4 separate regions of the Homo sapiens genome follow, and regions 2, 3 and 4 are each linked to region 1. Evidence: chromatin contacts called from ENCODE Hi-C or POLR2A ChIA-PET data. All regions are on one chromosome and are shown on one strand. Each heading gives the region's core, a stretch centred on a gene start or an enhancer-like site at or near the end of the contact. The rest is flanking DNA. Distances are from core to core; before and after follow the strand shown.

Evidence for each region. Hi-C counts contacts between places; a loop is a spot of excess contacts on that map. ChIA-PET counts read pairs that join two places held with the same protein, here RNA polymerase II (POLR2A). Pooled maps may share reads with other maps.
Region 2: a pooled map shows a loop between it and region 1 (20-fold over the local background). The contact joins the promoter of UFD1-AS1 here to the promoter of LINC00528 in region 1. A Hi-C loop is called at or near these places in 2 of 37 single-sample maps with no recorded cell type and 5 of 50 pooled maps.
Region 3: a pooled map shows a loop between it and region 1 (5-fold over the local background). The contact joins the promoter of SLC25A1 here to the promoter of LINC00528 in region 1. A Hi-C loop is called at or near these places in 2 of 37 single-sample maps with no recorded cell type and 4 of 50 pooled maps.
Region 4: a loop to region 1 is called in a pooled map, with 5 times the contacts of the local background. The contact joins the promoter of DGCR2 here to the promoter of LINC00528 in region 1. A Hi-C loop is called at or near these places in 4 of 50 pooled maps. POLR2A ChIA-PET finds 5 or more read pairs at or near these places in 2 of 52 experiments (B cell and HEK293T).

What each region holds. Positions count from the first base shown.
Region 1 is chr22:17,775,074-17,780,894 of GRCh38, reverse strand. It overlaps LINC00528 (long intergenic non-protein coding RNA 528), which reads right to left and starts at 3,605. Exons shown (of 1, transcript NR_103718.1): 1 at 1,414-3,605. RefSeq lists enhancers at 386-1,293, 1,561-1,610, 3,091-3,570.
Region 2 is chr22:19,443,974-19,449,794 of GRCh38, reverse strand. UFD1-AS1 (UFD1 antisense RNA 1) reads right to left here and starts at 2,361. Exons shown (of 2, transcript NR_186687.1): 1 at 1,470-2,361. It overlaps C22orf39 (chromosome 22 open reading frame 39), which reads left to right and starts at 2,084. Exons shown (of 3, transcript NM_173793.5): 1 at 2,084-2,130; 2 at 2,250-2,417; 3 at 5,405-5,821. The coding sequence starts at 2,107. The coding sequence ends at 5,530. RefSeq lists a silencer at 2,139-2,538 and an enhancer at 1,986-2,888.
Region 3 is chr22:19,175,134-19,180,954 of GRCh38, reverse strand. SLC25A1 (solute carrier family 25 member 1) reads left to right here and starts at 2,219. Exons shown (of 9, transcript NM_005984.5): 1 at 2,219-2,375; 2 at 2,715-2,822; 3 at 2,914-3,013; 4 at 3,090-3,228; 5 at 3,751-3,835; 6 at 4,005-4,109; 7 at 4,262-4,377; 8 at 4,461-4,534; 9 at 4,711-5,374. The coding sequence starts at 2,282. The coding sequence ends at 4,825. CLTCL1 (clathrin heavy chain like 1) reads left to right here. Exons shown (of 33, transcript NM_007098.4): 31 at 149-224; 32 at 717-756; 33 at 986-1,482. The coding sequence ends at 736. RefSeq lists silencers at 1,623-1,722, 1,923-3,002 and enhancers at 2,174-2,921, 5,172-5,821.
Region 4 is chr22:19,119,262-19,125,082 of GRCh38, reverse strand. It overlaps DGCR2 (DiGeorge syndrome critical region gene 2), which reads left to right and starts at 2,671. Exons shown (of 10, transcript NM_005137.3): 1 at 2,671-2,955. The coding sequence starts at 2,877. It also overlaps the pseudogene TSSK1A. RefSeq lists silencers at 2,347-2,786, 2,907-3,026 and an enhancer at 2,811-3,312.

The sequences.
Region 1 (5,821 bases), core at 2,356-4,855:
AAGAAGAGCATGGAAGTGTCTGGGGCGGATGGTAGGGACAGGGGCTTCAGGACAGGGGAAGGCGGTGGGGGCAGCTGGCAGGGAGGGGGTGAAGTTCCAAGGGTGCACTGAGAAGGGGACTGGGGTGGAAGGGGAAAAGGGCAGTGCGTGGCAGCCCCTCTGCTCCTGTCTTTCTCCCCATGCCCCTCGGGAGCCGCCATCCAGCCCCCACTCTGAAGCACCTCCCACAGGGACCCCAGCCACCCCACTCACAGCACACACAGCTGCTAGGAGCCTCCCACCGCACTGCCGGGTAATCACAAGCCACGCTTCCTGAGCGCATGCTGGGTGCCTAAGACCTTGCGTTTCATGTATTCACAGCCCGCCTCTGAGGAATGTACTATCATCTCTTTGATGACAGGAAATTGGGGCCCAAGAAACTTGATCTGGGGCCTCAGGATGCGGGGAGCTGGAGGCCAGCTTTTCTGGGGGCAGCCCCTGGCCAGTTACAGCTCACGAAGCTCGTCAAGGATAGAGCTGAGAAAACAAACTCTGAAGGCTGAGCTCTTAACCACCAAGCTAGAGGCCTCCCGCCCTCCTCTTGACCTCTGCCCTGGGAGGCCTGCCCAGACCCCCGTGCCCACGCACCCTCTGCCCTCCAGATGCACAGATGCTTCTGGTCAGAACCGCACCCTGCTCTTCAGTGCACCAGTGTCCCTTGTAGAGTTCTGTGCCGTGGCTTCTATCCCAAGTCACTCGGGAGTAAGCTACGCGCACTGTCTCCCCATCTTCACCCAGGGATGTGAAGAGCTGGTGACCGCGGAGACGCTGGATGGGACAGCATCAATCTCGGCACTCTTGGGAGGAGAACCTCAGAGGAAAGCCGGGACCCCGTCAGACTGAGCTAGCAATACGCCAGGTCCGGAGCTCCCAGTCTGTTACTGCAGCGAGCCTGCAGAAAGAGTCCGCCATCAGGAAGGTGGTGGACTTCTTTCTCCAGGTGCCGCCACTACTGCTCTGGAGCCGTGGGAATGCTGCAGTCTCCTTCCACAGAGAACGTGCTCTCCAGGTGTGTGGAGTGCCTCAGCCGACAGCCTCGGGCTGCAGCCACAGAGGCCACGTGCTCCAGGCACTGAGCCAGTGGTATGGGGGGTCTGTCCCTTGTTCCTGCAACAGCATCCTTGGCCCTGAGCTGCTGTTGGTGTCGCAGCAGGGCCCTATCAGATCTGCTTCACAGCCGACCAGTTCTCTTCCTCCCTCTCTCCCCTCCCAGGGGTCCGATCCCCATTGTGATCTGAAGGCTGTCCCTGTCCAATCCCGCCCCTTCCTCTTGGGTGTCACCTCCCACCGAGCTTTGTCTCAGCATCTGCTTGCCGGAGGATGGAAACTGACACCTCTGTCCTCTGCTGAGTAATACCAAGACGAAACCCAAAGGACTTTTCTCTTTTGTTTTTTATTTTTATTTTAGAAACGGGGTCTCACTCTGTTGCCCAGGCTAGCCGTGCACTGACACGATCACAACTCACTGCAGCCTCCACCTCCCGGGGTCAAGCCATCCTCCCACCTCAGCCTCCTGAGGAGCTGGGACCACAGGCACACACAAACATGCCTGGCTAATTTTTTATCTTTCTTATTTTTTGTAGAGATGAACATCTCACTGAATTGCCCGGGCTGGTCTTGAACTCCTGGTGGCCCAGTCTGGTCTCGAACTCCCAAAGGACTTTTGAACAAAAACTCTCAAACTCATTGTTCACCATGGAAATGCAAAACCAAAATAGCACCGAGCTATCATTTTATACTATTAGACTGGCAAAGGTTTGGAGGCTAGATCCTGCCCAGTGTTGGTGGGGATGGAGCAGGGCGGCCTGCAAGCCCTGCTGTGGGATTAAAGTGTACCACTGGGGAGACCTCACCACAGGCCCACCTTAGACGGGAGCTCTGTCCCTACAGTTTGGTCCCCAGATATCTCTCTAAAGAAACCCTCATTCGGGCTCAGAGCACCGTGTTTGAGGATATGAATGAGAGTGGCTCGTCATGGCGGCAAGTTGGAGGTCACTGGGGTTCCATGGTTTGGGAGGCAGTTGGGCAAAATGCAGGGCTGCCCACAGTGGGGACCCCATGGCACTGGAGGCACACGCGCAGCAATGTGGAGGGACCCAGCAGATGGAGCCGGGTGGAGAAAACGCGCCAGCTCACATCTCAGTTAAAACACACGTGCACGAGCAACAGCACACTTGCTCGTGAGACTGCCTAGGAGCCAGTCCACGGCGCGGAGAGAGCCGGCAGCGCTGTCTCATTCACTGTCTCAGTCCAGCTTCCAGCCCTGCGCCATCCTTATGCGAGAGTCCCTCAGGTGTGTGGCAACCTCAGCTCTGCACACCCAGCCTTGGACACCCACAGCGCAAACAGGGACCCTCCCAGAGCTGCCCCCAAGCCCTCCCCTGGCCTGTGTGCGGGCGTCTGAGCGGGTGGAGGCCAGCCATGGGCTCTGCTTCCCTGTGAGCCAGGGTCTGGGCTGAGTCTAACCTAGAGGCCCAGGGTGAGCGCCGGGGAGGTCACATCATTCCCGGAGTTTGGAGGGATCCAACACAGCTCCCCTGAAGTTGGCTGTGACTTGGGCCTGTCAGAAGCAGCCTGAGAGGAGGGTCGCAAGTGACCCAGACCTGGGAAGGAGGGAAAGGTTTGAATTTTGCAAAAAAAAAAGATAACTTTGCCCTTTTCGCTTGATCTTGGGGGGACAAGATGGGGGTGACGCCTCCCGAGACCGGGAGAGGAAGGCCACCTGGCGAAGCTGCAGTCCCAGCATTATCTGTATGTTAAATTGATGTTTTAAATCAGAGTTGATATCCAAGTAATTAAAGAATAACTAACAAGCACAGGGACTAGTGAGGGGCTGGGCCAGATTCTCTGCAACCCATATGGCTTCACCTACTTTCCAAACCCCCGGTTCTGTGAGGACCGAAAATGACCATCCCAGACTATTCCAGAAACAGCCTGGGGATTCTGAAAGTTTCCCAGAGCATAGGCAGTGAAAGAGAGAGAAGCTCAGCCCTTCTGGAGGGGACGGGTGGCTCAGAACAGAAGGTGGAAAGGGAGAGAAGCTCAGCCCTTCCAGAGGGGATGGGTGGCTCAGAGCAGAAGGTGGGGATGCAGTTCTGGGGGCGCCATGGCCGAGCACCACAGACCCGGGACTTGCACAACAGAAGCGGGTTTCCTCACAATTCTGAGCCGGAAGGCGGAGATAAATGCGTGGGCACGGCTGGGTTCCCCGGACGCCTCTCTCCCTGGCGCAGAGACGATGTGTTGTTCTCCCCGGGTCCGTTCCTGTGTGGGTGTCCGCGTCCCCATCAGGACACCAGTCAGATAGGAGGAGGGCCATCCAGTGACCTCACTTCACCTTAATCACCTCTGGAAAGTCCCTGTGTCCAAGCACAGTCACGTTCTGAGGTCCTGGGGGTCAGGGCTTCAACTTACGAATTTTGAGAGCATTCAAGTCAGCCCACAACAGTGGACTCTGAAATAATCTTTTAGGAACTGGACTCCTCAAGGACGCTTTAGAAAATGCCGGCCTCGTTCTGTTGCAAAGGGGTAACTGAGGAAGAGGGGCTGAATTTTCACAGGAAGACGAGCCCGGTGGCAGGAAGTGACAGTGAGAAACTGCAGCATAAAGCGGAAGCAAAGGCCGACTGTGACTATGTGGTCGCCAGCTCGCCTTCCCCGTCAAACCTTGCTGGATTTTGTGTTTCATTTTCATTGCCAAAAACATCATTCAGGTCGGGTGCAGTGGTTCATGCCTGTAACCCCAGCACTTTGGGAGGCCGAGGTGGGAGGATTACTTGAGCCCAGGAGTTCAAGACCAGCCTGGGGAACATAGCAAGACCCTGTCCCAAAAAAAAAAAAAAAAAAAAAAAAAAAAGGCCAGGTGTGGTGGCACACGCCTGTAATCCCAGCACTCTGGGAGTCTGAGGCGGGCAGATCACCTGAGGTCAGGAGTTCGAGAACAGCCTGGCCAATATGGTGAAACCCCGTCTCTACTAAAAATACAAAAATTAGCCAGCCAATCATGGTGGTGGGTGCCTGTAATCCCAGCTACTTGGGAGGCTGAGGCTGGAGAATCACTTGAACCCGGGAGGCAGAAGTTGCAGTGAGCGGAAATCACACCATTGCACTCCAGCATGGGTGACACAGCCAGACTCCGTCTAAAAAAAATTTTTAAAAAATTAGCCAGGCGTGGCGGTGCATGCCTGCAGTCCCAGATACTTGGGAGGCTGAGGCAGGAGGATCACTCGAGCCTGGGAGGTCAAGGCTGCAGTGAGCTGTGATCACACCACTGCACTCCAGCATGGGTGACAGAGCTAGATCCTGTTTCAAAAAAAAAAATAAAGTCATCATTCTCTCATGTATGTGTATATTGTTTCATTTGTTAATTAAGGTATAATTTTACATACAGTAAAACTCACCATTCTTCGTGCAGAGTTCTCACAAAAGTGTACAATTGTGTGGCATCCACCACAATCCCTGTATAGAAGAATCCCATCATCCCCGGAATTTCCCTGGACCCTTCCATAGCCCCCCAGTCCGTCACCCCCTGAATTGTTTTCTGGCACCCCGCCCCCCTTTCTTTTTGAAGTGGTTGTTTTGCAGGAAACATCACCCTCTCTCATTTTACAAATACTGCAGACAGATTTTGAAGCCCAAAGCATCATAGAGGCAGCAGATCAGGACAGGGAGGATTGAGGCGGGGAGGCTCTACCCTGACTGTAAGAAGCACTTGAGAGACCTGCAAAAAGCCAACAGGAGAGGCAGAGACTGTGGGGGCCAATTGGTACAGGTCCTGCCCTGCATGACAGGGCCAGTGGCCCCCACAGTGCTGAGGATAAAATCCAACTGCTCATCCAGGCTGCTGGAGCCTCCTGCCTTCAGGCCACCCCACTGGCCTCTTGCCCACTGTGCCCCACTGTCCAAGCTCTCGCCTGCCCTGGGAGGGGCCCCTGCAGCTTCTTGTGCCCAGGTGCACGTCCCTCTCTTTTCCCATCTGGGCGCCTGCTGACATTGTACCATGAATTTGAACACCACCCTGCAGATGACCTGGCCTCAGTCCATGAAGTTTCCCTTTCGTCTTCTGCAGGGCACCGGCCCCTAATGCCATCTGACGGTTTCCCTGCTCACAGGATCTTCCATTTGTTAGCCCCCCAGAGTGCCCAGCCCGAGTGAAGAGCATGCAGGAAACAAGCCCCTGTCCTCGTGGAGGCTACATTCCGAGAGGGGAGGTAGGCAACACACACACAAACGACTCCGTGGTATGTCATGCTGCGATGCTGGCTGTGGAGGAAAATGAAGTGAGGCCTGGTGAAAGCCAGAGGCCATGGGGCTGCCGAGGAGGAACAGGGACAGGGTAGGATTTGCTTAGAGCAGGGCAGGTCGCGTGGGACTCTGCGGGCCACTGAAAGGAACTTGGCTTTTATTCAGAGGATGTTAAAGCGTGAGTGACATCCTCTGACCTTTTATAAAAGAGGCAAGAGTCTAGGGAGCCCGGGTAGAAGTGAGGGCGTCTGGAGGAGCCACAGTGGGCTCAGGGAGTGAGCCCACGCGAGGGCGCAGAGCAACTGGACGCTCCAACAGGGCTGGTGGAAGTGCCGAACGGTGTGCATCACCTTGGAAAGCAGGCAGTTTTTAATACCATGAAGCTCGTCCAGCCCTATGATTCGCATTTCCACTCCTAGGTATCACACTCAAGAGAAGTGAAGACGCCCACAAAGGGCTCTGCAGCAGCACTGCCGGTGAGAGCTGCATCCGGGGATGCATGGACTGGCCTGTCATTCCAGCACCTTGGGAGGCCGAG
Region 2 (5,821 bases), core at 1,112-3,611, 1.7 Mb before region 1:
GCCTGGCCCCATTGGGAATAATTCTAAGCCAAGAATTTCAAGTAAAAACAGGCAATAACTAAAGCCTAAATCTAAATGTTTGATTAGGTACTAACACAGACTGGTGGTTGGGCCTCTGACCATAACTGAAGGCCTGTTGGCAGGTGCTCCGTGTTCCATCTCACCATTAGAAAAGTGTCCCTCTGGGGCTTCTCCTGGAGAAAGTAGGAAGAAACAAGGCTGCCTGATCCCTAGGTGGCAATGGCTAAGCCCAGCAGGGTCCCCCATGAGCCAGGGCTAACCCTGCTTCCAGACATGGGGGTCCTGCCCTGGTCAGGGCCCCTCCAACACTCCAGAGAGGAGAGAATGGTGGCCCCAGGGTCTATCCACGTCTTCAGTGAAGAGTGTCTATGAGTGTCATGATGTTCAGTACTTGGCCTGTGGCACAAACCATCATCACTGGAAATGGGCGTGGTTTTGGAAGGCATGAGCACTGTGGGGACTTACCTGAGCCTCCACTGACAAAGTCTCAGTTTTACTAGCAGAGGGAGAAACCCTTGGTGGGTAGACAGCCTTCATTTGCAGGATCACATCAGCTAACAGACTGTCACTTTATGCATAATGAAGAATGTTACAGTACCTCTGGCTCTGGGTTTTTGTCTTCACTAAGCAACACCTGCTGTGTATGCAGTGAAACGCCTGGTCCTTTGCTGGAGGCACACTCCCCTGCCTGGACCAGGATGGATTCCATTGCAGAGCCTTTTAATGACACAGTGGGGCCAGTTGGAGCACTGATCCTGGTCATTACTCCTGCACCCTGGCCTGCAGCCTTCCTCTCAGTGTCTTATTTGGGCTTGGTCCTTGAGCCGGCTGCCTCAACAGCAGGACCCCTGGTAAAACTGCAGCTTTCTGATCCACCTCCAGGGAGTCTGTCCCAGTGTCATTCCTGGGACTGGCCCAGCAGTCCCAGGATTTGTATCAGTGGATACTGAGGATTTGTTATCAGTGAAGTGGGAGAACCGCAGCATAGGTACTGCAGGGCGTTTCTGCAAGCCCACCAGCCTCCTCTTTACTTGCCTTTGTTGCCTCTTGTGCATTGCTCCTTTTTATAAACGTCCCAGCCAGGCACTGGCGCTCCGCCTATAATCCTAGCACTTTGGGAGGCCAAAGTGAGAGGGTCGCTTGAGGCCAAACTAGCCTGGGTAACTTAGCAAGACCCCATCTTTACAAAAAAAAAAAAAAAAAATTAAAAATTAGCCTGGTGAGGCTGTGCATGCTTTTGGTCCCAGCTGTTCGGAGTCCAGGAGTTTGAGGTTGCAGTAAGCCATGAACACGCCACGCCACTGCACTAAGCCTGGGTGACACAGCAAGACCCTGTCTCGAAAAATGAATAAGGTAAATGTTACATGTCTCCCGCACCCTTAGAATAGAACTACAGACATCCAAGCCACTCCTACCCCGCTCACCCCTGCTACACACCGCCTCCATACCTTTGACCGGCCTATGGCTGTACTCGGATTGCATTCTCAGCCTCCACTTCAAGCCTGCGTTCCCTGGGGAGGTCATTCAACCCTAGATCCACCATATGTCATGCCCAACCAATCTCAGTTACTTTGCGAGTTCACCTCCATCCTGAGTGGACGCTCAAGCAAGACTGCTGGAGCTGCAGATCTGGGAGGTTCGCTGCACCACCTTGATGCTCAGTATGTACTTTTGAAAATATACCGGATTGTTGAGATTTGAGAAAATCTCATAAAGCTGCTGAAAAGAACTGGCCAGAGCCGTGTGATTTGAGAGGCGGCTGACGTAAGGTAGCTGCGCGGCCCAGGATGCCCGCCTGGCCCGGGGTGAATGGCGCTGTCGTCGCGGTGGTCGCGTAGGCTTCGCGCCAGGTCTCGCCCCGGATTTACCCTGCGACCCCGGCCCTCCGCGCGCGCCGCAGCCGCCCTCGGTTGCTATTGGTTGCTCGTCCTGTTTGTCGGCGCTTCTCGAAGAAGGGGGCGAAGACGTGATTGAATGTGTCGGTGCTCATTAGTTCTTCTGTCAGTCGATCACGAGGTGCCGTTTTCTTCATTTTTCATTGGCTGGCGGACTGAGGGGCGGGCTTGGCGCGCCGGTCGCCCAGACATGGCGGACGGCAGCGGCTGGCAGGTGAGTGTGCTGGGTCGGAGCCGGGAACCACCGGGGTCTTCCGGAGGGAGGGAACGGGACTGGCTCGGGGCGTAGGGCGCGGCCGCCGGGCCCCGCTCAGGCGCCGCCTCTCGCCGCAGCCGCCGCGCCCCTGCGAGGCCTACCGCGCCGAGTGGAAGCTCTGCCGCAGCGCCAGGCACTTCCTACACCACTACTACGTCCACGGCGAGCGGCCGGCCTGCGAACAGTGGCAGCGCGACCTGGCCAGCTGCCGCGACTGGGAGGAGCGCCGGAACGCCGAGGCCCAGGTGCGCCGGGAGGGAGCGGGGCGGCGCTTCGGAGCGCCTTGCGGGGCCCAGCTTTCCCCACCCCTCCACGCCCCATGCCCCGCGACCTAGCCGGGGACTGACGGGGTCCCTATCCTCCTCACGCTTCCTTTCTTTTGAGAGATTGTGTAAATTAGCATATCAACAGGACTTTCAGAGGGCGTGAAAGACAAAGGAGGAGACCAGCGAGGAGGGGGTGTAGAGTGGTTTAGAGAGGGAAGAGGGCAGCCGTCCGGTGTTAGGGTCATCAGCTGGCCTACGCAGGAGGTGATGTTGCTGAGTCCTGAGTGACCAGGAGCCAGCCTTCATCCAGCCCCGGTAGACACCGCTGAGAAACAGATAAGGCCTGGGTTCCTGAAGCAGAGGGTAGGTGGATGGTTGGAGAGCGGTATACCAGGGACCTGGCGGGCCTTTTGATACGGAGTTTAGAGTTTAGTCTAAAGTGTGCTGGGAGGCATAATTCGATTTATATCTTTAAAAGATCAGTCTGTTAGCAAAGTGTGGTGGCGTGCACCTGTGGTCCCAGCTACTTGGGAGGGTGAGGCGGGAGGATCGCCTAAGCCCAGGAGTTCAAAGCTGCAGTGAGCTATGGTCACACCACTGCACACCAGCCTGGATAACAGAGGGAGACCTGTCTCAGGGGGGAAAAAAAAGAGAGAGGGTAAAAGAAGTTCAATCTGTTTGCTAGGGTGTAGAGAATATATTACAGGAGCAGAGAGACCGGTAAGGAGGTGGTTCTAGTTGTTTTTTCGTCCAGCAAATATGTACCACATTGGGTGCTCTTGGGGATGCACGAGTGATAAGAAGAGTCTCTGCCCTCCTGGCACCCACACTGTAGTGTAGAATACAGTGCTACGGTGGACCCCTTGTGGGAGAGGAGATGGAGAGAAGCCAGCCGAAAGGTGCGAGGCTCATGGGGAGTGCCAAGGAATGAGAATCAATGGGACTGATCAACACTTCAACATTATTAAGTGTATACAGTGATCTGAAAGAGATGAACTGATGTGGAAACCAGACTGCTGTATAAAAGAAAATGATGACTATTCCATAATATGTGAAAGTCAAAAAAAGTAAGAAAGCTGACAGCTTATATAGCAAGAGATTGATAACTTTAATGTATATATATGTGCGTGTGTGTGTATAAAGAGCTGTTATATATATATCAATAAGAAATATAGGGATTATTTCAGAATGGAAAAATGGCCAAAGGACACAAAGAAGCAATTCATTAAAAAAGAAAGCCAGCTGGGCATGGTGGTGGGCACCTGTAATCTCGGCACTTTGGGAGGCCGAGGCAAGGGGATCGCTTGAGCCCAGGAGCTTGAGACCAGCCATGGGCAACATGGTGAGACTCCATCTTTATAAAAATAATAAAAAAGGAGAAAAGCCTGGGCATGGTGGCTCATGCCTGTAATCCTAGCACTTTGGGAGGCCGAGGTGGGCAGATCACCTGAGGTCAGGAGTTTGAGACCAGCCTGGCAACATGGCGAAACCCCATCTCTACTAAAAATACGAAAATTAGCCACGCATGGTGGCAAACACCTGTAATCTCAGCTACTCGGGAGGCTGAGATAGGAGAATTGTTTGAACCTGGGAGGCGGAGGTTGCAATGAGCCGAGATCGTGTCACTGCACTCCAGCCTGGGCAACAGAGTAAGACTCCCTCTCAAGAAAAAAAAAGAAAAAATCAAATGGCCAGGTGTCAGGTATATAAGTCTAAATGACAGTAACAGCAGAAAGTGGTGTTGATAGAGGTTTGAAGAATTCTGGGTAGTTGTGCAGTGTTGGTGGGGGTGTCAGGTGTTCTGATTATGTAAATGTCAGATACATACCTTTTGACCTTAAGTTTTACTTCTGGAACTTTATCCCAGGGAAGTAATTGGATAACAGTGTACAGTTAAAAGTTAGAATGCTAATTATGTTTTTGATACTGCAAAAGCTGAAAACAACCTAAATTTCACTAATAGACATTTGACCAAATAGCTTTTTCCACAAAGTGAAATACCAGATAGCCTTTGAAAAGAATGGTCGGTCATCTCCCTGGGTATGGAAAAGTGCCTACAGTGTATTGTTTAGTGAAAAGAAAGCAGGAAGTAGACTAGCCAGCAAAAGATTATCCTATCTTTAGGGAAACATGTTAGCTCTAAAATGTGGACCAAAAAAAGATATCAGGGAAGCTGTTAACTGCCGCATTGGGAATGGACATTTGGGAATCTTTAATATTCTGTACTACATTTCTGATAGCTTTTTAAACACGATCAAAATATTTTATTTGAGGCAATAGAGCTTGAACAAAGACAGACATGTAGACAGATTAAGTTATCTGTGTAAAGAGGCTCACATAGCACCTGATACCTACCAAGGGCTGACAGCAAAGGTCACCCATGTTGTGATACACTGACTTGTGTCTGTATTGGGAGACAGTAGCCAAGAGAAGCTGATGGGTTAAGTGGCACTTGTGGCACCACTCAGGCGGGTGGTCTGTCCTCTGGACTCTTCCCACCCTTCCAGGATACCCAGGACATGTATTTCTTCCCCGTCTTCCTCCCTTCTCCCTAACACACTCCTCCCTGCAGCTCCCCACAGCTGCTCTCTCAGACTCTTCTCTCCTCTCCACCCAGCACCCCCAGGCTCACTCTCAGCAGGTGAATATGCCCCAGACTCACGAGGTCAACCAGAGCCATTGAGCCCTGAGGTCCAGGAGAAGATATTTAAAAATTCCTCAAATTATTATGACCTATTCAGTAGTTTTTCACAGTAGCTTGTGAGAAAAAAAATGATCTCCATCTCTGTGCGCTAATATGGAAGAATCGCCAAGGTATAGTAGGTGGAAGCAGCTGTGCTGCAGAGTGGTGTGTACCATAGGCCCTGCCTGTCCATCTGTGTTTCAGAGGGTGATGAGAGGGGGGAGGTACAGGGGTCTTGAGGGTGCTCAGAGCCTGGGGAGTGACTAGAGTCTCATTTGCACAGCAATCCCTCTGTGAGAGCGAGCGGGCACGAGTCCGGGCTGCACGGAAGCACATCCTGGTGTGGGCCCCGAGGCAGAGCCCCCCTCCAGACTGGCATCTCCCTCTGCCACAGGAGAAGGACGAGTGACAAGCATCCCTGCCATTGGCCTGTGCAGCTTCCTCAGTCTGTTTCAAGTTGCTGTTGCACAGCCCTGGGGACTGTGACCAGCCTACACAGTCTGGTGGGTCCCTGTGAGCTCTTGCTCACAGGAACATGGAGCAGGACATTGCTAGCCCTACTTGCCCACCCCTCACCTGCATGCAGGATACCCTGACACTGCGATGTTCTGCAGGACAATTGCACCGCTTTAGAGCTTCCAGGAGGCCAAGCATTATGGCAGGTACTTGTGAGCAGCCAGGTCAGGCTGGGCATGGTAGC
Region 3 (5,821 bases), core at 970-3,469, 1.4 Mb before region 1:
GGCTGAGCCACTCCACATCTGCCCATGTGCACCTCCTCCACTGTCATTCTCCTGGAGGCCCTGTGTCCTGACCTTCCACTCCACTTTCACCTAGAGGCCGGACTGCACTCTGTCAAGCGGGTGCTCACGTGCTTTTGCCTCCTTGCAGGTGGACAAACTGGATGCCTTGGAGAGTCTGCGCAAGCAAGAGGAGCATGTGACAGAGCCTGCCCCTCTCGTGTTTGGTAGGTGGCACCTGTAGCCCCCAACCCCCTGGGGAGGGAGCAGGGAGGGAGTCAAAGTCCCACTGCCCTTACCTGGCTGGGCTTTGGATGGGGATGGGAATAGATGGGTGGGGGCTGGAAGGATCCCAGTGGCTACTGGGTGTGGAGAAGTGTACGCCCAGGAATGTTGGCACGGCCGCTGTCCTCCCTGCTGTAAGGATGCCTGCCTTCTGATAGGGGTGCCTGCCTAGCTGTGAACTACTGCTGTGTCCTGCTGGGCCTGGCCCCTGGACAGCAAGGCTGCTGCTGGTGTGTGCTGGGAGGGGCTTTGCACCTGAGAACCTGCCCAGGGCAGCCTGGCTGTCGAGCAGACTGGAGAGGCTGTGGGGTGCTTGGACACTGTGGGGCAAACACAGGCCTGAGGGTGTGGTGTGAGTGTGCAGCACGCCGGCGGGTCTCCAGCGTCCGGCTGAGTGTGTCCTTCCACCATTAATGTCATTCTGGTTTTTTTAGATTTTGATGGGCATGAATGAGACCCAGCTGATTGCACTAAGTAAGTGTCCCATTTGGAGACTAGCTTATCCTCTAGCCAGGCCAGGTTCTCTGGCTGACCCCACGCTCCTTGCCTCTGGATGCCTGCTCTCTTGGGGCCTCAGCGTCTGGGTGGTAAGGGCTGGTCCTATAGACCCTGCTCCCTGGGCCCCGGGCTACTCAGGGGCAGCCAGGAGAGGACCCCCATGGGCAGGAAGAGCTCTGCTCATTGTGGGCTTCCCCCTCTGCAGGCCCTGCCGTGGGCCCAGCCCCTGCCAGCTTCCCCTATGGATATGCCTCTGCTCCCAACTTCGCCAGCCTCCAATGTACAACTTCCGCGTGTAGTGGGCGTTGTCACCACCCACCCTACCTGCAGAGTTACTAACTTCTCCAAGGAGCATGTCACTCCAGCAGCACAGGGGACGCAATGGGAGGCAGGGACACCTGGACAATATTTATTTTTGCTGAAACCCAATGACGGCAACCTCTGAGCCATCCCAGAGCCTGGGGAGGCCAGGGTAGAGGCTGACGGCGCAAGACCAGCTTTAGCCGACAACAGAGACTGGACTGTGGGCCCTCCTGCTGGAGCCAGGCCTTCCTCCTGGGCGCCTCCGACTGGCTGGAGCTGCCCCCTCCAGGCCAGTTTGAAGACTACATGAACACGTCTTGTTTGGAGGTACCGGACCTCATAAAAGGACTCTCAGCCTCTTGGCAATCATAAATATTAAAGTCGGTTTATCCAGGCAAAGGTGCTCTGCTTGGTGCTGGTATGGGTAGGAGGGACGGGCCAGTTTCCTAGGCCCCGCAGTCCATTAAAGATTTGCTGGGTCCTCTTTGGGGTGTGGGACCTCCGTTGCCCAGACAAGCTGCCTAGGAGAATACAGCCGCTTGCATTTGTGGTCTTTCCTGACCTTGTTCGCTGAGCGCAGAAACTACAACCGGGAAAGGTGTGGGTGGGAACCGGCAGGTGAGGCCCGGCCCGTGGCTGCTGCGGGAGGGGGGCCCGGCGGCGTAGCCCCTTCTCACCGGCCTCCCGCCTCCCGCCTCCAGGTTTGAAACGTTAGAGTTCCTCTGGGACTGGGCTAGCCCCACGTGTTTTCGGGGAGGGTGTGCCCCTGGCCTCCGGGATCCCTGGGGATCCCGCCGCTCTCGACAGTCGCGCAGACCCGAGGCCCGCTATCCCGCGGCGCGGCACACAGTGCACCTTGACCCACTGCTCGGAGCTGGGCCACGGCTCCGCCTCCCGCAGCCCCGCCCCCGTCCCGCCGCTCGCGGTCGCCCAGGGACTCGGCCTCGGCCATTGGCTGCGCTTTGGCCCCGCCCCTACGCCTGCCTCGGCGCGCCCCGCCCAGGCCTCAGTTTCCCGGCCCGCACGGGGCGGGCTGGGGGCGGGGCCTGGCTCGGACCACGCGGGGCGGGACCTGGAGCTGACGCGGCCGCCCCGCCCCTGGGACCATAACCGGCCGCCGCCGCCACCGCGGACCGAGCGCGGAGTTCTGGAGTCTCGGACCCGAAGCCGCCACAGGGCGCCCCGCCTCCCGCCCGCCATGCCCGCGCCCCGCGCCCCGCGCGCTCTGGCGGCCGCCGCGCCCGCGTCCGGGAAGGCCAAGCTGACGCACCCGGGGAAGGCGATCCTGGCAGGTGGGCCCCTCCGGGACGCGGACCCCTCTCCCGCCGCGCTTCTGGGTGGGCCCGGGACGCTGAGGCCCCGCCCCACTTCCGGGTTGGGCCGTGGGCTGGGGAGTCGTGGAGGCGCGGTCCTGGTCCCCACCCGGCGCGCTGGGACTCGCCCGCCTCCCGTCTGTCACCCCCTGCGCCTCGCCGGGACAACGGGGTGAGGGCATGGGGGCGTGGGGCCCCAGCCTATGTTCCCCGCGGCACTGGCGCGGCGGCCGCGCCGACCGAAGTCCGGGACGGGGGAGGGGCCCGAGCGCCAGCGGCCGGGCGGGAGTCTCAGGAGCGGGTTCCCGGTCCCTGCAGGCGGCCTGGCGGGTGGCATCGAGATCTGCATCACCTTCCCCACCGAGTACGTGAAGACGCAGCTGCAGCTGGACGAGCGCTCGCACCCGCCGCGGTACCGGGGCATCGGTGAGGAGGGGGAGGCCGCGGCGCCGCGGGGGGCGGGTACCCAGGGCGGCGGCACCGAGGGCCGTGGGGTCCTGACCGCCCCCTCCCCCAGGGGACTGCGTGCGGCAGACGGTTCGCAGCCATGGCGTCCTGGGCCTGTACCGCGGCCTTAGCTCCCTGCTCTACGGTTCCATCCCCAAGGCGGCCGTCAGGTGAGGCCCGGCCGGTGGCTGCTGCGGGAGGGGGGCTCGGCCGCGGCAGCCCCTCTCACCCGCCTCCCGCCTCCAGGTTTGGAATGTTCGAGTTCCTCAGCAACCACATGCGGGATGCCCAGGGACGGCTGGACAGCACGCGTGGGCTGCTGTGCGGCCTGGGCGCTGGCGTGGCCGAGGCCGTGGTGGTCGTGTGCCCCATGGAGACCATCAAGGTGGGGAAGGTCCTGGCGAGGACCCCGGACACGCAGGGAGTACGGAGACGGGCGGCCCCGCTGGCCCGGTGCTCCCGGGGCAACCGGCAAGCTGGGGAGGGTCTCCTGGACGCCAGGGAAGGCCGGCGGGGTGACCGCGGGGCCCTGGGGCAGGACGCCTGCCACGAAGGGCCACCCGTGGAGGCTGAGTCTATGCTAAAGGCAGCCTTAAAGTCTTTAAAAAATACTTTTATAAAGCAGAAAACAAAATGACACCTTCACTGCCAAAACTGGAAAAGAGCAGCAAACATAAAGGGAGAGGCTGCTCACAGGGCTGCCCTGTGTCCCAGAGCATGGTCCGTGTGGGCTGCCCTGTGTCCCGGGGCATGGTCCGTGTGGGCAGCCCAGGGCGGCCTTGGCTGCACTGCTTCCTGGGGAAGAGTTCCCAGTTCCCTCCACCCTGGATGGGCCCTGGGCCTGCCAGCTAGCCAGGACCCACCCAGGTGGCAGCCGAGAACCTGCGCCTTTGCTTCTCTCTCTCAGGTGAAGTTCATCCACGACCAGACCTCCCCAAACCCCAAGTACAGAGGATTCTTCCACGGGGTTAGGGAGATTGTGCGGGAACAAGGTGAGCCACTCGACCTTCCTGATAGGGCTCAGGGACCTGGGCCAGGGTGGGAAGGGCCTGCACCTCCCATCCTGCCTTGGGCTTTGTGCAACACCCACCCCCCACACACACCAATTCCCAACCGGGGCCTGAGAGGCTGCAGGGTAACCCCGTGCCTGCCTTCCCGCAGGGCTGAAGGGGACGTACCAGGGCCTCACAGCCACTGTCCTGAAGCAGGGCTCGAACCAGGCCATCCGCTTCTTCGTCATGACCTCCCTGCGCAACTGGTACCGAGGTGTGTCTGCATCACAGGGCCCCATCTCTGCACATGGCCAGCTCCTCTCCTCTCCTTGGGGCCACCCCTGGGTGGCGGGCACCCACCTTTTGAAGTGCTGATCCAGGCCCCTCCCGGCACCCTCTGACCCACCTCACCCCTCCTATATCCAGGGGACAACCCCAACAAGCCCATGAACCCTCTGATCACTGGGGTCTTCGGAGCTATTGCAGGCGCAGCCAGTGTCTTTGGAAACACTCCTCTGGATGTGATTAAGACCCGGATGCAGGTGGTGGGGCCGGGAAGGGGAGGGGAAGGGGGGACCAGGCCAGAGCTAGCTGCTGAGCCCCTGCCTGCTGATGTCCCCCATAGGGCCTGGAGGCGCACAAATACCGGAACACGTGGGACTGCGGCTTGCAGATCCTGAAGAAGGAGGGGCTCAAGGCGTGAGTGGGGGAGGGGCAGGGCTATTGTCCCCACCTCAAACCTTTCCCGGCCTACCTGGCCTGCCCACTCTGTCCCCTTCAGGCCTCTGTGCCTCTCACTTCAGTATCTGGGGATTGCCCTGTGCAGGGACACTGTGCTGACCTGCCTTCCTCTCCCCGCCCCTCCTCCCACCCAGATTCTACAAGGGCACTGTCCCCCGCCTGGGCCGGGTCTGCCTGGATGTGGCCATAGTGTTTGTCATCTATGATGAAGTGGTGAAGCTGCTCAACAAAGTGTGGAAGACGGACTAAGCCTAGAGAGGCCGCAAGGGGACCGCCCCAGGCACCGCCAGAGTGTCCTGCTACCTTTGTCTCACGATTCCAGTGCAGTAGTGCCAAAAGGCCCCTTCCCACGTCCCTCGAGCTCTGTAGCCTGGTCTGTGCATTGTGGCTGTCAAATCCATGTGTCCCCCCTGTGGTCTGTGTGTGACACCACCACTGTGTCCCAGTGTCTGGCCCAGCCATGGCTGGATGTGCATCTGGCCTATGACCCTGTGCCTGTGTTTCATGTTCTGTGTCACGTGACCCTGTGCCCCGCCTCCCGGGGTGCCCGTGTGGCCTGGGTCCTCGGCCCTGTAGCCCTGGCCCGGTCCCAGTCCGGTGCCTTCCACCCTGCCCTGGCCTACCACAGCTGCCTCCGGGCCTCGGCCTGGCTTCACCGCATTCCAGGGGCTGCAGCCCCCTGCTTCTCCCGCCATTGGCCTTAACTGGCCCTCGGGCCCTCTCTCCGCCCCGGACAGGGTGGCACCCACCACTCTCAGGACCACCCTGCCAAGGCAGAATAAACCGGATCCTGTTGCAGCCTCCTGTCCTGTGTTCGTCCCTGTATGGACCCATCTATGCATGGGCATTGGTGGCTGTGCCTCTGCAGGGGACCAGGCCACCCCCATCTGAGGACACTGCAGTAGGGGGACAGGGAAAGCCTAGTGTCCACCCAGGGCAGAGCAGCTGTGGCCACAGTGTTGGCTCCCTGAGAAGCCCAGCGCCAGGCCAAGAAGGATCTGGGTGCACCCTGGCCTTCCCTGTGGCCTCTGGGCAAGATCCCGTGGCATGGGTAAAAGGGTGTGTTGACAAGGCCTAGGGGTGGCCTGGCAGAGTGTTCAGAGCAGGGGGCTGGGCCCAGGAGATGGAGCCCCCAGGACGACTGCCTGCCCCTCACCCACAGGGAAGCTTAGGGAAGGGTTGGGTTGCCCAGGGCCCCTCTGGGGTATGCCCAGCTCCTCAGTGAGTGAAATGGGCTGCTCGTGG
Region 4 (5,821 bases), core at 1,422-3,921, 1.3 Mb before region 1:
CTGTTGGCCACTGTCATCCCGCAGGCAGAGCTTGGAGAACCTGAAGTAGAACAGCTTGATGTTGAAGTCCTTGTCGAGGAGAAGGTTCTAACACTTGAGGTTCTGGTGCATGATGTCCAGGTCGTGGCAGTATTTAATGGCTGAGGAGAGTTGGTGGAACATCTTGCACGCCATGTCCTTGGGCAGGGCTCCCTGGCACTCAATGAACTAGTTTTTTTTCTGCCCCTGGCTGGGCTCCCAGGGCAGATCTGGGGCTGGGGGCTAAAGGCGGGGACTGGATGCCACCCTGAGCACTGGTGGCTGCTCTGAGGACAGTACAAGCAGCAGGGGCAGCACTGGAGAGTGTGGCCATTGTTTTTTCTGGCAGTGGAGCCCCTCTGCTGTGCCAGGCTCTGTGTCCAGCACTTGTTCCGGGCTATGCCCTAGGGGAGTAGGAGTCACATGACTATCCTAGCCTTGGATTTGACTTTGGCCTCATCCACCTAGAGGGAGTGAGCACCCCTTTCTCACAGGAGCCAAGTGGAACCCTGGGCCCCTCAGGATGACTTGGTAGGGCGGGCTGGTTGTCACTCATGTTGGGTTGGGTCCCCACCTGCCGTGGCCCTTCCCCCTTTTCTCTGCTCCTTCACCTTCTTCCCTAACGCTGACTGCCCACTGCCAGGCCTTTGTGCATTCTTGGTTCTCCTCCTTCCAGACAGCCTCCTTCTCCTTCCCGCTGGGGACACCCCAACTACTGTCTCCTGGAAACCAAAAATAAAACTCTAACCCCCCAGCCATCTGAATGGACCCCTCCTCTCCACCAAGGGCATTCCAAACTTAACCTGAAAAACTATTTCAGGCCGTGATAGGAAGTGGGAGTCAGGCCTCATTATCCCTCCTCCCTTCAGGTTTCAGGCACAGCTAAGCAGTGTAACATCGACACAGAGACTTGAAGACTGACAACAGACTCTGTGGCAGTAAGATACCAGCATGACAGCAGGCCCGGAAGGAAACACATATTTTACTGCAAAACAGGTTTCTTTCACATATTTTGAAGTCGCTCTGCAAAGCTGTTTTTTGTGGGGAAAATCTACATTCTGTAGAGAATCCCTATCCCTTTCAAGGTCTTTTCTCCTGAGAGAATTAACTAGAGTCTGGCACCTTTTATTTATTTTTCCTTTTTTTTTTCCTTTTTTTTTTTTTTTTTTTTGAGACAGAGTCTTACTCTGTTGCCCAGGCTGGAGTGCAGTGGCATGATCTTGGCTCACTGCAACCTCTGCCTCCCCGGTTCAAGCGATTCTCCTGCCATCAGCCTCCTGAGTAGCTGGGATTACAGGCGTGTGCCACCACGCCTGGGTAACTTTTGTATTTTTAGTAGAGATGTGGTTTCACCATGTTGGCCAGGCTGATCTTGAACTCCTGACCTCAGGTGATCCGCCCGCCTTGGCCTCCCAAAGTGCTGGGATGACAGGCGTGAGCCACCACACCCGGCAGAGTCTGGCACTTTTTAATAAGAAACATTAACAGTCTTTTCTCTGTGAAGCCTGATACCTGGAGGCTTCATTTGCCTAAGAAACTTGGTCTCCACAACCCCTTAATGTAGACAGTCCCTTTTATTGATTCCAGGTCTTTAGATAAACTCTTTGAACCAACTGCCAATCCGCATGACCTAGAAGCCCCCCTCCACCCCCCACTTTCAAGTTGTCCCGCCTTTTCCGACTGAACCAATGTATATCTTACATGTGCTGATTGATGTCTTGTCTCCCTAAAATGTATAAAACCAAGCTGTGGCCCTACCCCCTTGGGCACTTGTCAGGATCTCCTGGGGCTGTGTCCCAGGCTATTGGTCACATATTGGCTCAGAAGAAATGTCTTCAAATATTTTACAGAGTTGGACTCTTCGCCGACACTGCCCTCCAAGGTTCACCCTGTTGGTGATGACGGGAGAAGTGGCACTTGGAGCACTGTTCGCAGGGGCGCTGAGCCTCCTCTCTGCCTAGCTTTCTTTCCTGCACATGTGGCCTTCCCCTAGCCATTGTGTAGGCAGGTCCTCCAGGGAGCCGGCTTCGCTGCAGTCTCCAGGACCTGGCCTTCCCGGTCTCTCTTTGCCTGACACTCTCTTAGGCCATTCCTGTTCCTCTTTCCCCACCCTCAGAACCGGCAGGCCCTCCCTCCTCCACAGCGGTTCGGCCTTAAAAAGACCCCTTTGGGGCGCACTTTTGGGCTGCTCACGGGACCTGAGCTTGCAGGTGTGAAGACCCTTGGAGTCCCAGCCAGGTTCCCACTTCGTTCTCTCCGCTCCCCACCCGCGCGACCCCTCGGCGCCCCGCCCCATGCCCCGCGCCTTTCGATGTCCATCCTTGCCGTCCCGCGCCCGCCGTCCCTAACCGGCGTCCAGAGACCCTACTCCCTTCGGTGGCCCCGCCGCTCAGGCCCCGGCCCCGGCCCTGCCTCTCTGCTTAACCAATGGCACGCCTCACTCCGTATGGTCCCGCCCTTCCCTTAGAGCCCGCCCCTCAGTCCCCGCCCTTAGGTCCCCGCCCTCCGCCGTCGCGACCTTAGGCCTCACCCTCTTCGGAGGGCTTTGGCTCTGGCCCCGCCCCCCATCTTGACGGTCATTGGCCCGCGCCTGCGTCGCGGGCGGGAGGCGGGGCGGGGCGGCGCGGCGCGGAGCCGAGCAGGACGGCCGCCATCTTGCGCGCAGCTGGAGTCGGTGCCTGAGGTTGCAGCCGAGAGTGTGCGCCAGCCCGCGGCCCAGCCGAAGCTCTTTCCCGCCGCCTCTCCGCGCCTCGCCCAGGTTCAGCTCCGCCTGACCCTCCGCTTGGCACGGTCCCCTGACCCTCAGTCCGGCCTGGTCCGGCCTTCCAGCCGCCCCGGGGACGATGAACGGAGGATAAATGGTGCCCAAGGCAGACAGCGGCGCCTTCCTGCTGCTCTTCCTGCTCGTGCTCACTGTCACCGAGCCGCTGCGGCCAGGTGCGCCGCGCGATGGGGGCGGTGTGGGGGCTGGGCGGCGAGCGGGGCCGGGGTCGCCCCGGGACCTCCTTTCACCCGCGGCGCCCTCCTGCAGGGGCCGCGCCTGGGGCAGGGGCGGGCGGGGCCTGGCTCGCGGGCCGCCTGGCACTCTCTGCGGACGCCTGCTGGAGCTTACCTGGGCTCGCGGCGCCTCGGACTTCGTGCAGCTCTGCTGTCCAGGATGTTGCCTCTGGGCCCTTCCCGGGAGCGGCGGCGGCCAGGAGCTACGCCACGGGCGCACCCTCTCGCCAGTCCAGCGTCGGAGTCGGGCTGGGGACAGTGGCTCTCAGGGGCACCTGGTTTCACAGACGTCCTCCCAGCAGTGGCCTAGTGCCAGCCTCTCAGTCCTGGAAACTCCTCGCCTGGACAGCGGTGGTTGTGGCTGTCATTCAGTGAGACGTTGCGCTAAGGAAGTCCTCAGGTCCCACCGGGCCTAGAGGAGGCACCAGGAGTCAGCCTAGCGTTGTGTGGCCGGCGCGAGCGTCCCGGGAGCAGAGACCTCGCCACTGTGCGGGGCCCTTAGCCGTGCTGCGTGTATGTGATGAATGAGTCCGTGCTTTGGAACTCCCCTCGGAGCTAGTGTGTTCTTAAGTCTGTGGTGGGGAATCAGAACCGTGGCAACCAGGAGACCCTTTTCTACCTATTTCGGTGTACCTCCCCTTGAACTGCACCAAAAAATCAAACTCCCTAAATGCAGGGCCGATGTATCCATCAGGCACAGGAATCCTGGTATCACTTGCCCACGGTACTTTTAGTAGCCTTCGAATGTTATTTTATTTTTTTTTAAAGTCAGCAGAAAAAAAATGAACTTTTAGGTCAAATAAAATGTTTTCGTATGTATATTAATACAGTCATCTTTATACTAATACAGTGAAAAAGCATGACTCTTAATATTTCTTAATGGAGGAAAGGTCCCATGAAGGCAGAAGTGCCAGGGCCATCTTCTCTGATGACCTGGGTGTGGGAGCACGGGGTGTGTGGCCCTCTCCTGTGCCCTAGCCAGGCTCCCAGCCCAGATACACCGCACCTCTTGGCTCTGCGCTTGTGTCATCTATGTGGAATGTCTGCCTCCTCCCTAGTGCCTGCCTGGTGGCCAAGGCCCTGACCGGTGCTCAACCTGGACAGATTCAGTGATGCTTCTCTGGTCTCCCCATGTAGAGCTAGTTGCTCACTGCTTTTGGCTGCTCTCTGGGCAGCGGGATGACTAGTTGTGGGGTGGCCTTGGTAAGAACAGAAGCCAGGAAAAGGGCTACCTGTGGAGGAGGGTATCATATAGGCTCTTGGAGGTCAGAACCAATGGGTTTGTGGATTCTTGTGATTAACTTCTTTAGAAAACATATATGTACGTGTAGAGAGGTAGAAGGTCACCGTTTTCTGATTCTTGAGTCCCAGTTTTGCAGATGAGGTCACCGGGCTCAGGTGAGGCCATATTATGCCTGGCTTCTTTGGGGTGCCTCTGGTTCCAGGCCCAGCATCTCCTGCCTGGGTGATAGAGGTGACTGACGTCCCCGACTCCTTTTTCCTTGCCAGCCTTTTCACATAGCCTGCCAACTGGCCAGCAGCAACTGAGAAAGTGCCTGTGGGTGCTTGCCCCCTGCCCATCCCTAGGGAATCCAAGTGACAAGAACAAGCCCCTCCTTTTAGGAGTGCCTGATGTGGAACAGAGGCCAGGTGTAAGTCACTTGTCACACTCCTGTGTGTTGAATACCCTGGAGTGTGGGGTCCCAGAGGTGGGTGGAGGTGGCCATCTTTTTGTACCTGTGAAGCAGTGAGGGCGTCACAGGAGACCTCACACTGAGGTCGGAGTAGGGCATGGGTGGGGTGGATCTGGTAGAGGGAGCAAACTTATTCTTTCGATTCCATGACTCTCCAGATGAGAACATTGCAGCTACCCCTGGAGGCGTCTTGAGTTGCCCTGCAGAACCCGGGAGCTGCAGCTGGCTTCCTGGCTTTGGCTGGGCAGGGAGGGCAGGCCTCTGGGCCTGATGTGTTCCTTGTATGCCCGTGTGTGCCTCTTCACACATTCACCATGTGTCCTTCCTGAGAGTGCTGCAGGGATCTGCCTGGCTGGTGCTTGCAAGAGGCTGGGGCTTCTCTGGTCTTAGTCTGCGTTCTTTCTGTGGGGATTCCGGCCTTAAAAGCATACTTGAGTATGAGGAAGGTATCAGTCAGAGCCCACTTCTCAGGAGGGTGTTTTCTGACTCCTGCCTGGTGGGGTCCCTGAAGATGATGCCAAGCCACCTGGGCTTCCTCTCTGGTACAGGGCAGGGTGGAAGGCCTTTCATGGAGTTATGGGGCAGCAAGTGCTTGCTGTACTTGACCTTTCACCAATTTTTTTTTTTTTTTTTTTTTTGAGACAGAGTCCTGCTCTGTTGCTCAGGCTGGAGTGCAGTAGCGTGATCTTGGCCCACTGCAACCTCCACCTCCTTGGTTCAAGCGATTCTCCTGCCTCAGCCTCCCGAGTAGCTGGGATTACAGGCATACGCCTCCACGCTCGGCTAATTTTTGTATTTTTAGTAGAGATGGGGTTTTGCCATGTTGGCCGGGCTGGTCTGGAACTCCTGACCTCTGGTGAGCCACCTGCCTTGGCCTCCCAAAGTGCTGGAATTACAGGCCTGAGGTACCATGCCCAGCAATTTTTTTTTAAGTGCACATTTGAACTTGATTTAAGATGTGTCATGTGCCGGACACTGTTCTAAGCACTAACATATGTTAACTCTCAAGAGGTCCCTGCTAGATGCTGTTTTTAGCCTCATTTAAAGATGGGGAAGCTGAAATCCAGAGCACTCATGAAGCTAAGGCTGAGATGAGATTTCATCGTAGGAGT